3 separate regions of the Homo sapiens genome follow, and all the other regions are linked to region 1. Evidence: chromatin contacts called from ENCODE Hi-C data. All regions are on one chromosome and are shown on one strand. Each heading gives the region's core, a stretch centred on a gene start or an enhancer-like site at or near the end of the contact. The rest is flanking DNA. Distances are from core to core; before and after follow the strand shown.

Evidence for each region. Hi-C counts contacts between places; a loop is a spot of excess contacts on that map. Pooled maps may share reads with other maps.
Region 2: a loop to region 1 is called in a pooled map, with 11 times the contacts of the local background. The contact joins the promoter of NUP98 here to the promoter of TRIM5 in region 1. A Hi-C loop is called at or near these places in 9 of 50 pooled maps.
Region 3: a loop to region 1 is called in a pooled map, with 9 times the contacts of the local background. The contact joins the promoter of RHOG here to the promoter of TRIM5 in region 1. A Hi-C loop is called at or near these places in 7 of 50 pooled maps.

Annotation. Positions count from the first base shown.
Region 1 is chr11:5,683,283-5,687,406 of GRCh38, reverse strand. TRIM5 (tripartite motif containing 5) reads left to right here and starts at 2,333. Exons shown (of 8, transcript NM_033034.3): 1 at 2,333-2,539. RefSeq lists an enhancer at 2,326-2,575.
Region 2 is chr11:3,795,701-3,799,824 of GRCh38, reverse strand. It overlaps NUP98 (nucleoporin 98 and 96 precursor), which reads left to right and starts at 2,271. Exons shown (of 33, transcript NM_016320.5): 1 at 2,271-2,425. It also overlaps a transcript of PGAP2 not described here. RefSeq lists silencers at 2,255-2,424, 2,505-2,594.
Region 3 is chr11:3,838,965-3,843,088 of GRCh38, reverse strand. RHOG (ras homolog family member G) reads left to right here and starts at 2,130. Exons shown (of 2, transcript NM_001665.4): 1 at 2,130-2,195. RefSeq lists silencers at 1,190-1,239, 1,280-1,549, 1,900-1,949, 2,000-2,389 and an enhancer at 3,790-3,989.

The DNA.
Region 1 (4,124 bases), core at 1,084-3,583:
CCCGAGTAGCTGGGACTACAGGCGCCCGCCACCGCGCCTGGCTAATTTTTTGTATTTTTAGTAGAGACGGGGTTTCACCTTGTTAGCCAGGATGGTCTCAATCTCCTGACCTCATGATCCACCCACCTTGGCCTCCCAAAGTGCTGGGATTACAGGCGTGAGCCACCGCGCCCAGCCTGTAAACCTTATATATCCTGCTTTCCTGCTTGAAAAGGAATCAAATGAAATATCTCTACCTTTGGGTCCATGGATATTTAACATTTTTCTCTTCAAGAAAAAGAGCAAAATAAGAGTAAATATGGTTAGAGTCTGAATAATACTTAGGAAGAAAACAGAGAGGATATTTTAAAAAATCGTTTAAAATTTGTTTAAAAATTTACATAATTACTTTTTTTTTTTTTTTTTTTTTTTTTTTTTTTTTTTTTTTTTGAGACAGAGTCTCACTCTATTGCCCAGGCTGGAGTGCAGTGGCATGATCTCGGCTCACTTCAACCTCCACCTCCCGGGTTCACGCAATTCTCCTTCCTCACCCTCCTGAGTAGCTGGGATTACAGGCATCTGCCATTACACCTGGCTAATTTTTGTATTTTTCGTAGAGATGAGGTTTCACCATGTTGGTCAGGCTGGTCTCAAATTCCTGACCTCAAGTGATCCACCCGCCTTGGTCTCCCGAAGTGCGAGGATTACAGGTGTGAGCCACTGCAAATGTAATCATTACATAATTATTACTAATGCCACATAATTATTACTAAATAACAATTAGTAATATTAATTATAATTGTAACTATTAATAATTGTAATTATTAATAATACTAATTATTATAATTATTACTATAATTATTACTGCCACATAATTATTACTAATGCCAGAAGAATATTTGAATTAAACTAGGTGACACAGCAGTTATCTTTACAGCAAGAATAGAACAGAAATGTGACATCAAGATATTCAATTAAAATTAGATTAATAGCTATATATCTTCATATCTATTTAAATATTACTCCTTATATACACCATATTCTAGTAAATCTGAGACAATAAAGAACAAAATGCAAAAGCCCCCTACCTGATTTCATGAAACAGAAAGCTGCGGGGGTACAGTGTGGAGGGGGTATGAGGTTACTGATGATGGAATTAAGTGATAACAGGCTGCCCACTGCAGTGCTCCCCATTGCCTTCTCCTGAGGCATTTTCATTTTCAAACTAAATACTCCTCTCTACCAATGATCCTAGTTCCAGTGTGGACTTCCTGAGATGTTCCAGTAAGGGAAAGCTTAGAAGGGAGGCTATGGTACATGGACCACAGTTCAGCCTTTTGGACCAGTTTTGCATAGTAACCAGAAGAGAAGAGAGAGGAAGGCCTGGCCCTGCTCAGGGATGCAATAGATACTTTGGAAAAGACAACAGCGGGAAGTTGGAGAGTTCTTTGAAAGTGAATAGTTGAAAGAAATAATGTGGTATTTCTTTATCGCTCTCCAGATAAACTTCTTTTTTTTTTTTTTTTTTTTTTTTTTTTTGAGACGGAGTCTCACTCTGTCGCCCAGGCTGGAGTGCAGTGGCGCGATCTCTGCTCACTGCAAGCTCCGCCTCCCGGGTTCACGCCATTTTGCTGCCTCAGCCTCCGGAATAGCTGGGACCACAGGCACCCGCCACCATGCCCGGCTAATTTTTTATTTTATTTTATTTTATTTTATTTTATTAGAGATGGGTTTTCACCGTGTTAGCCAGGATGGTCTCGATCTCCTGACGTTGTGATCCGCCCGCCTCAGCCTCCCAAAGTGCTGGCATTACAGGCGTGAGCCACCGCGCCCGGCCCTCTCCAGATAAATTTCTAGCATCCTGTCCTCTCTGGGTTTCGGAGTCTTAATAATATGACATCTCTCCTACCTGCAGCTCCTTTTCTGTTCATAGGTCCTATAAGATTTTTAAGTCCAGACCAGAAATCTACTGCAATTCTCTAAAAATCATTAACTTTGTTCTTCCTTCTCTTTGGGCCATATCTGTCACCCAGAAGCAGAACTCAGCTGTGAGATCAGGAGCAAGAGGAGCACATTGGAAGAATTTCGAAAAAGGGCACCTTTTCTAATTTTTAATACTTGGCTGGGTTAATCTGAAACTATGTCAGAAGAAGTGGCATGATAACAAGATCCTGAGACTCAAGAGAAAAGGGAGATTGAGTGGGAATGCCTCTAGTTCCCACGGCTCCTCCTGTGAACAGCACAGCTACACGGCCCGGCTGATTCATTCAGAGGGCGGGACTCACCAGGCCCTACGTGGAGAAATGCCATTGGCCCATAGTTTATCTTTCACTTTCCTGCCCTGAGTGTGAGCAAGAATTTCCTGCGGTTCCTCTAGGAAAATTCCTTTGTGCAGATCAGGCCCGTGGATTGGTGAGTGAATCCTAACCACGTCTTCCCTGGCCTGTCTTCACTCTTCTCCCCAGAATCACCACTTCTGCACTGGTGTCTGAAGGTGTATTGAGTGATTTTGTGGAGGGCAGAAGTAGGAAGTCTTTGGGACAAAACTGTATTTACCTTGGTGAGTTTAACTTATCTGAAAAGCTGTGCGGGGGTGGGGAAAAGACACAGTTCACAGACTTCTTGCTGCCAGAGCTGACTGAGGGGAACAGAGCCGCCTGGCGGGCAGGCAGATTTGAAAGAAGGGAGAGCTTTAAAGTGAAGGGCTTTGTTTCCCGAAGGCTGGTTATTTTTCCATGCTGACTCTCTCCCCATCCCCTCCCTACTCTATACTTTTTAATTGAACTTTGCTGTAGAGAGCCAGAATTCTCTCTTTCAGTGTCTTCTCCCAACAACAAGGGCAAAGACAGGGGCCTTGGAATCCTAATGATTTAATGCCTATTAGTTTACTAATGTAGTGTTTCTGCATAACTCTACAGGTCAGTTCTCATCACCTTGGCCTGGCTCTGTGACATCAGCCTTCATGGTGTGACAGCTGTCCAGTTCTGTAGTCCTGTCATTGTCACTGTAAATGGAGTTCTTTCCCTAGTTCATATTGGTTACAAAGATAATGGGAAAAAAGGCAAGCAGGTTTTATTTCTTGCTAGGAGTGGAGAGTAAGAGAGCTCCTTCTCTAAAGCCCCCTCCCCCAAAACAGTGGAAAGCATTGGCTTTAAAAGAACTGAGTACGGGGAGAGAAAGGAGTGTTAGCCTATAGGGTGGAACTCCAGTTGTGCCACCTCTGTTTATAAACACATGTCTTCATACTGTGTCCGGAATTGGTGGGTTCTTGGTCTCACTGACTTCAAGAATGAAGCCGCGGACGCTTGCAGTGAGTGTTACAGTTCTTAAAGGCGGCATGTCCGGAGTTTCTTCCTTCTGATGTTCGGATGTGTTCAGAGTTTCTTCTTTCTGGTGGGTTCGTGGTCTCGCTGGCTCAGGAGGGAAGCTGCAGACCTTCGCGGTGAGTGTTACAGCTCATAAAGGCAGTGTGGACCCAAAGAGTGAGCAGTATTAAGATTTATTGCAAAGAGGAAAATAACAAAGCGTCCATAGTGTGGAAGGGGACCAGCGCAGGTTGCCACTGCTGGCTCAGGCAGCCTGCTTTTATTCTCTTATCTGGCCCCACCCACATCCTCCTGATTGGTCCATTTTACAGAGAGCCGAGTGGTCTGTTTTGACAGGGCACTGATTGGTGCATTTACAATCCCTGAGCTAGACACAAAAGTTCTCCAGTCCCCACTAGATTAGCTAGATACAGAGTGTAGACACAAAGATTCTCCACATCCCCACCAGAGTAGCTAGATACAGAGTGTCGATTGGTGCATTCACAAACCCCGAGCTAGACACAGGGTGCTGATTGGTGTGTTTACAAACCTTGAGCTAGATACAGAGTGCCGATTGGTGTATTTACAATCCCTTCGCTAGACATAAAGTTTCTCCAAGTCCCCACCAGAGTAGCTAGATATAGAGTGTCGATTGGTGCATTCACAAACCCTGAGCTAGACACAGGGTGCTGATTGGTGCATTTACAATCCCTTAGCTAAACATAAAGGTTCTGCAAGTCCCCACCAGACTCAGGAACCCCACTGGCTTCACGCAGTGGATCCTGCACCGGGCCGCAGGTGGAGCTGCCTGCCAGTCCTGTGCCATGCCACGCACCTGCA
Region 2 (4,124 bases), core at 1,022-3,521, 1.9 Mb after region 1:
TGGCCTTGGTTAATTTTTTGTATAGGTGGGGACTCACTATGTTGCCCGAGCTGGTCTCGAACTCCTGGGTTCAAGTGATCCTCCTACCTTGAACTCCCCAGTGCTGGGATTACAGGCGTGAGCCACCACTCCCAGTCTCCCATTTTTTAAACAAACAAATAAATCAATTATCTCTAATCCCTTGCCATCACCGAAAACCCAGATGGCTTTAAACTCATTTACATTTTAGGTAAAAGCCCAGTTCAATTTTGCATTCATGTCTCACAAAGGAGTAGTGGTGGAGGTTTTTTAAAAATTTTTTTTGAGATCACTCTGGAGCGCAGTGGCAGGATCTCCACTCACTGTAATCTCCGCCTCCCTGGTTCAAGCCATTCTCGTGCCTCAGCAAACCGAGAAGCAGCTGGGATTATAGGTGCCCACCACCATGCTTGACCAATTTTTGTATTCTTAGTAGAGACAGGGTTTCATCATGTTGGCCAGGCTGGTCTCGAACTCCTGGCCTCAAATAATCTGCCCGCCTCAGCATCCCAAAGTGCTGGGATTACAGGCATGAGCCACCAGCCCGGCCAGTATACGCTTTGCTTTCTGCGCACAGTTCCTGCTATGAGACTCTCAGTCACTAAACAGGTCTAGTTTCTAGAAAATGCCCACCTTTCACTCTTGTAATATCAGTTTTCTGCTAATGGGCTAGGCCCCAGAAGGACTTCCAAGAAGAGCCCAAGGCACAGAAAACCGAGGGTAAATAATAGGATACAAAGTGACAAGGCTTTAACAGAGGCCTGCCCAAGCATTAGCTCAACTCGCTGTGAAAGCTTGGCAAATGTATCACTGAGAAGATGGGAACATTTGAAATACCCGTCCTTTAAGAATAAGTAGGGGTTCGGCTGGGCGCGGTGGCTCACGCCTGTAAGGCCAGCACTGTGGGAGGCCGAGGCGGGCGGATCACCTGAGTTCCGGAGTTCGAGACCAGCCTGGCCAACATGGTGAAACCCCATCTCTACTAAAAATACAAAATCAGCTGGGCGCGGCGGCGAGTGCCTGTAATCCCAGCTACTCGGGAGGCTACGACAGGAGACTCTCTTGTACCTGGGAGGCGGAGATTGCAGTGAGCCGAGATCGTGCCACTGCACTCCAGCCTGGGAGAAAGAGGAGACAGAGCAAGACTCCATCTCAAAAAAAAAAAAAAAAATTAGTTCATGGGCGAGGTGGCTCACGTCTGTAATCCCAGCACTTTGGGAGGCCGAGGCGGGTGGATCACTTGAGATCAGGAGTTCGAGACCAGCCTGACCAACACAGTGAAATCCCCGTCTCTACTATAAATACAAAAATTAGCTGGGCCTGGTGGCGGACGCCTGTAATCCCAGCTACTTGGGAGGCTAAGGCGGGAGAATCGCTTGAACCCGGGAGGCAGAGGTTGCAGTGAGCCGAGATTGCGCCAATGCACTCCACCCTAGGCGACAACGCGAGACTTCATCTCAAAAGAAAAAGAAAAAAAAAGAATTAGGGGTTCTCCACGTGCAGCTGGGAAAGACGTTCCAACAATCCTCATTTGTACCAGGCCCTTTGGTGGGCCAGTCCCTTAGGGCATCTCTAATGCTCCTAATGTCCATCCTAGAAATTCAGGGAGGGAAAGAAAGTGCTGGGGCGAGCATGGGTCAGGAGAGAATAGGGTCAGGATTTAGGGCCCTGAAGAAGCCTCGGGCAAACTCTTTGGACAGACAGACCTTCCAAGAGGGCCCTCAGGCTCCGCACGTGGTCTGGGCGGGAAGTGCGGGCAGAGAGACTAGGAAGCCTTCCCAGCAGCGCCGGCGGACCGGGGCAAGGAAAGGGTCGAATAGTTACCATGCCATTCTGGGGCCGTCCCTCTGATTGGCCCGAGCTCCCTCAGCCCGAGTCGCGGCGCTCCAAGGAAGGGGGCGGAGTCTCTATGTTGCGTCACCACCCTTCCCGACACCCCGCCGGTGCTTCCCAATCTAGCCATTCACAAGCCCACTTCGAGAGGCCCTGTGTGACGTCACGACACGCTCCCGCCAACCGCGGCGGCGAGGGGCGGGACTCCACGGCCCTCTCACCGCTCCTACCCTGTGCCTCCCCGAACTCCTTCTGCCCCTCCTCTTCCCTCTCGCCCCTTCCCCCTTCAGTTCGGTTTCAAAAGACGCGTTGCCCAATGAATAACAGGGTCGACCCAGAGTGGCGGCCGCGTCCACCAATTCGCGGACGGCGAGGGCGGAGCGTCCGCAACGAGCCTCTGACGCCGGGCGGCGTGTGACGCAGTCGGGCCCTCTGCGCGCTGCGCCCGAAGCGGCGGTCGGTGGCAGGGGTGGTAGCGGCGGCGGCGACGGTTTCGTGGGGGCCGCGCGCTGCTCTGTGAGCGGCGGGTGGCAGCAGGGGACTCCTGACACTTCCCCTTCCCCACCGAACCGCGGTAAGTCGGGAGCCCGAGCTGCAGCGGCCGAGACCGGCAGGTTTCTCCCCCCTTCCGGGCGGGCGGACGCGCGGGGCGTCTCAGGGCCTCTCCGCTTCGAAGTCTAGCGCCGCTGCGCGCACCTTCTGGCCTGAGAGAGGGGCGGTGCTGAGGACCCGGGGGCCCGGAGCCCGGGAGGCCCGGCTTTGGAGGCCCTGGGAGAGAATGGACATCAGTGGGGTCTAGGCCTGGAGGTCTCCAGTTGCTGCCCACGCGAGTGGGTGTCTGTCTGGTTGTACTCATTCATTCAGTGGTGTAAGGACCCCACGGTGGGCTGGCCTTTCCGGGGTCAGCGCCTTGAAACCCTGAATACGGTCTGCCCCGCACTTCCTTGACCGTCATGTGGGACTGGGCTTTATTTGCCTTGGCTTCTCCATAAGGGAAGTGGGCACCCCGAGGATTAGGGTGAGTCCGAAGTTTGGGAGATTTTTAAGATAATATCTGAGAATAGGAGTCGGTTCGGTGGAGCAAAAGGTTCTTTTCTATTTTCCCACGTGTTCAGTGTAAAGCCAGATGAGGAGACAGATTGAGTTTCTGGATTACTATAGCCATAAGGACTTTAGAAATTGTTTAAGTCAATCCCCCTACCTTACATCAGTTTTGTAGATGGGGAAACCGAGGCCCGGAGTAACAGGCAGGATTAGCCAATGCCAGATTTTTGACAGTCTAAACAGTTTTCTACTACCTCACCCTCCCTGGATATTTCAGTCTCCCATTATTAAGAATTCCCTTTAGGAGGTCGGTGCGGCATGGACATTAGGTAGCTAAACGTAGATGTAGTCTTCACAGCGTTTTCCGTTTAGTTGCTACCAGCTCTGTTCACGGGTAAGGTGGAAGCTTCGTTAGTGGTACCCTAACCTAGAGCTTGAGAACTAAACTTAGAAGATGGTTAAAGAACGTCAGCGTTGTTATGTATCGGAAACAAATCGGTAAAACTACAAGCCATTGTTTCCCTTTCTAAATCTGAATTTTTTGACTTGTGTCAGCTGATGAGGACTCGGAGTCAGTTAGGGATTTATAACAGTACTGGAATAGAAAGCAGGAAATATTGATAAGACTTAGAAAGCCAGGTAGGAGTCCGTTTGTAGTAGTTGTACCTCGGAACTCATGGCTCCTTTCAGGTACAGAATTCAAAGTGAAGTATTATAGTAGAATAAGGTGAGGAAATAAAACTCCGTTTTGGAGGAAGAAGCTAACTGGAATAAAGAGCAAAAAGAGAGCAGTGATCATTCCCTGTGACGGTCTTACAAATTCGAAAAGAAACTCGAGTTAACTGGGTTACAGTATGTTTACCTGGTGGAGGAAGTTAGGGTATTTAAAAACCAAAACTAGAGGTTGGACAGGATAAAGGTACTGGGAAATACTTGGGTAAAATTATTCTTTTTGACTCTTCAGATTTGATGAAATTGAATTAGTTGACACTTGGTTCTGTACACATCAGTAAGATTGTTACTTTGTTCTTGTATAGATGACAAAGCATAAACTCAGAACTAGTAGTGCAGAAGAGAACCGTAGTCTAAATAGTAAAGCGTGAACAGGGTATGTTTTCCGTGACATTTTCTCAGTTCAGGCATCACCCTCTTCTGGGAAGCTTTTCTTGGCATTCTCTTCTCTGCAAGCTTCCATAACACTTATTTGATATTTCTATTTATAGCACATA
Region 3 (4,124 bases), core at 881-3,380, 1.8 Mb after region 1:
TGATACAGTAGCCACCAGCTACACATGCTATTGACCACTTGAAATGTTTCCAGCCAAATTGAGACAAATTGTAAGTATAAAATACACACCGCATTTCAAAGACTTGGTACAAGAAAAGAATGCAAAATATCCAGTTAATTTTTATAACCAGTAATTTTTATGTTGATTACCATGCTAAAAGATAATATTTTGAGGCCGGGCGCAGTGGCTCATGCCTGTAATCCCAGCACTTTGGGAGGTTGAGGCGGGCAGATCACGAGGTGAGGAGTTCAAGACCAGCCTGGCCAACATGGTGAAATCCTATCTCCATTAAAAATACAAATATAAGCCAGGCATGGTGGCACGTGCCTGTAATCCCAGCTACTTGGGAGACTGAGGCAGGAGAATCATTTGAACCCAGGAGGCGGAGGTTGCAGTGAGCAGAGACCGCGCCACTGCAGTCCAGCCTGGTGACAGAGCGAGACTCCATCTCCAAAAAAAAAAAAAAAAAAAAAAAAAAGATAATACTTTGGCTATGGCTAAGTCAAATATAGTTAAAATTCATTTCGTTTCTTTTTACTTTTTTTGAAATGTCATTAATAGACAGTTTTAAATTACTTACGTGGTTCCTATTTATTTTTTTAAAAATATAAGTAGGCTGGGTGTGGTGGCTGACGCCTGTAATCTCAGCACTTTGGGAGGCCAAGGCAGGTGGATCAACTGAGATCAGTAGTTCGAGACCAGCGTGGCCAACAGGGTGAAACCCCGTCCCTACTAGAAATACGAAAATTAGCCGGGTGTGGTGACATGCACCTGTAACCCCAGCTACTCGAGAGACTGAGGCAGGATAACTGCATGAACCTGGGAGGCAGAGATTGCAGTGAGCCGAGATCGTGCCACTGCACCCCAGCCTGGGTGACATCGTGAGACTGTCAAAAAATATGTGTGTGTTTGTGTTTATAGAGACAAGGTTTCACCATCTCTGTAATTACAGGCAGACGCCACCGCGCCAGACTCTTAGGGTATGATATTTTTAAAAGATATTTGTTTAGTGTTTGAGATACGCATTGACAACAGGTCTTTTACACCCATTCTCATGTTATCTTCAAAACTACGGGGTGAAATATAATTATTCTATTTTACCAAAGACAGATTTGAGGCTCAGAAAGGTTAAGCTATTTATTCCTGGAATCAATCCGTTTATTTGAAAAGCTTCTGGAAGACAGGGATCCTGTCTTAAACGCTGTGTTTCTTCACAGCACCTAGCACTTAGCTCTCTCCACGTGGTAGGCGCTCAGAAACTTTGTGCTGAACGAAGGATATGGATTCTCAAGTCAAAGCTCCGAGCGCAAAGCCAGGGAGCGAAGCACCAGAGGGCGCCCATGAGCCCGCCCACCCGCGGGTCGCCGGGGCCCAAGCTGGACCTCAGGCCTGGGTGCGGCTCTTCAGCCCCAAGCAGCTGCGCGCCCCAGCAGAACAGGGGGCGAGGGGGCGAGGGAAGCCCCAAGTCCTCCGTCCGCCCCGCCCCCTCCCCAGAGCCAGGCCTCGCAGGGCTGCACGGTGCTGAATGACGACTCGACATCCTGTTTTTGGGGCCCGCGGCTCCGCCTGCGCCTCTGCTGATCTTGTCTTTCCCTTGGGTGCTGACGCCAGCTCCTCTTCCCCCCGAGTCTCCCCACCCTCCCCAGGGGTCTGGGGCCTTCCCACTGCTGAATCACCACCACCTCGCACTCCCCCGGGGCTCAGGGCAGGGGCGGGGACTGCCCCAGCCTCGGCCACCACTCTATCCCTGGGGTTGACTGAAGGGACCAGGCCCAGGGGCGCCTTTCTCAGCATCTTCCCGCGGAGGCTGGTGGGGGCGGGATGGGGGGAAGAGGACGAACGCCTAGCGCCCAGGGTAGGGCCTCCAGGGGTAGGGTGGCCAGGAGGAGGCGGAGAGACTTGACCTTGGGAGGCCTGACTTACTGACCGCAGGGGCAGCGGACTGGGAGGGGAACGTGGCAAGCCCGGGACTGGGCCGGGGGCGAGGCTGGGGGCGGGCCGGGGCTGGAGAGGGGGAGATCGGCCCTCGGACTTCCTGGTCGGGCCCCGCCCCGGCCCGCCCCGCCTCGCCGGCCCGCCCCCCCCACTTCCTCCGGCCTCCCGCTCTCACTTCCTTCTCGAGCCCGGAGCCGCTGCCGCCGCCCCCAGCTCCCCCGCCTCGGGGAGGGCACCAGGTGAGGCCCGGCCGGGGCTGGCGGGTAGGGGTCCGGGGGAGGAGAGCCCGGCCGGCCCAGGACTCGGCGCGGGCGCCGGCTCATGAGTTTGCTGGCGGAGGCCGCGGGCGGGAGCTTCTCGGTTCAGTCCAAGTAGGGCGGGCGCGGCCGGCCGGGCGGGGCGGGAACGGGGCCACTGCGAGCCGGCGGAGGCTCGGCGAGGGTGGCTTCCCGGCGGCTGTACCGCCTCTAGGGAGCCGAGAGGGACCCCTGAGGTCGGAGGGTCCCGGGCTCCAAGATAAGTGTCTCTGAAGTGGAAGAGCTCAGAGCTGGGAGATCGGACGCAGGTGGGGTGTCCTCAGAAGTTGGTGGGGGGGGTGTTGAGAAGTGCGTGAGGGGAGAGGGCTTCTGGGCTGGAAAAGGCGCTCCCTCTGCTCTGGCAGTTGTGACACTTGGGGTGAGAGGGGCGGTGTCTGGGGCCTCCGAAAGCTCTCTCCCTGTCAGATGGATGCTAATACAGACCCACACTCGGTCTGCAGCCCCAAGGCCCTCTGCACTCAGGAGGACCCGGGTTGGGTGGGGGAGCCCCGCCGACCCCAGTCGTTGTCTGTATGTCTGTTTTCCTGAGTCCCGACCTTACCTGGAGCCAAGCAGTAGGTATTTAGTGAGCAGACGCTGTTCCTAGCTGACCAGAGCCTGGCCTTGCTCTTTTGGGAGTAACTTGGTCTTGCCCTGTAACTGGAAGTGGAAGGACTCTCATTCAGAGGTACTGATAGTCCCTGACAAGTTTTTGTTGTGTCTTTTGGGGACAATTGAGAACCATCTCCTAGTGTTCCTCTTCATTCTTAGTCCCTGAATTATACACATGCTCCTGTCGTCTCCCTCCACACCTTCTTTAGTTTCTACCCACAAATCCGCCATCACTCTCTTCTCATCCCTTCCAGTCTCTTTTCCTCCAAACATACGGTCATACCTAGGCCTTGACCTGTCTTCACCTACCCTGCCCCATGTTCGTCTTGGTCCTCTGCAACCTGCCCCATCCCTTCCCTTCCCAGCTCTGGCACCCACACACATGCACCTCCTGGTTTCTTCCATCACCCCTCATTCCTTTTGAACCCTCAGCCTGTCACCCTCTCTGTATCCTTCCCTCCCACCCACTTATCTCCAGCTTTGGAATCAGTTGTTGAAGACTTAGTGAGTTCTAGAGTCTTTTCAAACCTCCCTAGCTTGGAGAGGCAGTCTGCAGCCTCCCAGTGATAGAGACGGATTAAAGAGCTGGAAAGCCTGTGTGTGTGTGTGTGTGTGTGTGTGTTTGCGTGTGTGTTCGCACGCGCGTGTCTGTGTATCTACATCTTCATCTCTTAGAGATGGATTAAAGAGATGGAAAGCCTGTGTGTGTGTGTGTGTGTGTGTGTGTGTGTGTGTGTGTTCGCGCGCGCGTGTCTGTGTGACTACATCTTTATCTCTTACAGACAAAATAACTGCCCTCAGCCTTGAGAGGGCCCAGAGCAAGGGAAGCCAGCAGAATGAAGGGAACCTGCAGTGAGTGAGGTTGTGGTTAGGCAGGAGGAAGCCGTTTGTAGCAGTCAGGGTAGGGTGACACAGGAATAAGACTTGTAAGAGAGGCCGTGGGAAATCAAAATCACCCCAACCCGTGGTGCTTGACCAAGAGGCCAGGCCTAGAAGCCGGAAGACAGCCTGAAGGTCCCTGACTCCATTACCTACTAGTTCCAGCATCACCTGGTGGAAAGAATGGGACCAGCTTGGGTGTGATGGAAATAAAGGGAGGAGGCAAATGCAGGATTCTGGAGGAAAGACTGCAGCTGGTCTAACTTCGGACTTAAGAAGCGGCGGAGGCAAAAGTGTCTGCTCCTTTCCTGCTACCTTCTGGGGCCTGCCTAGGCTGGGTACCCGCATGCCCTGATCTGCATCAGGGCCTTAGTGACCAGG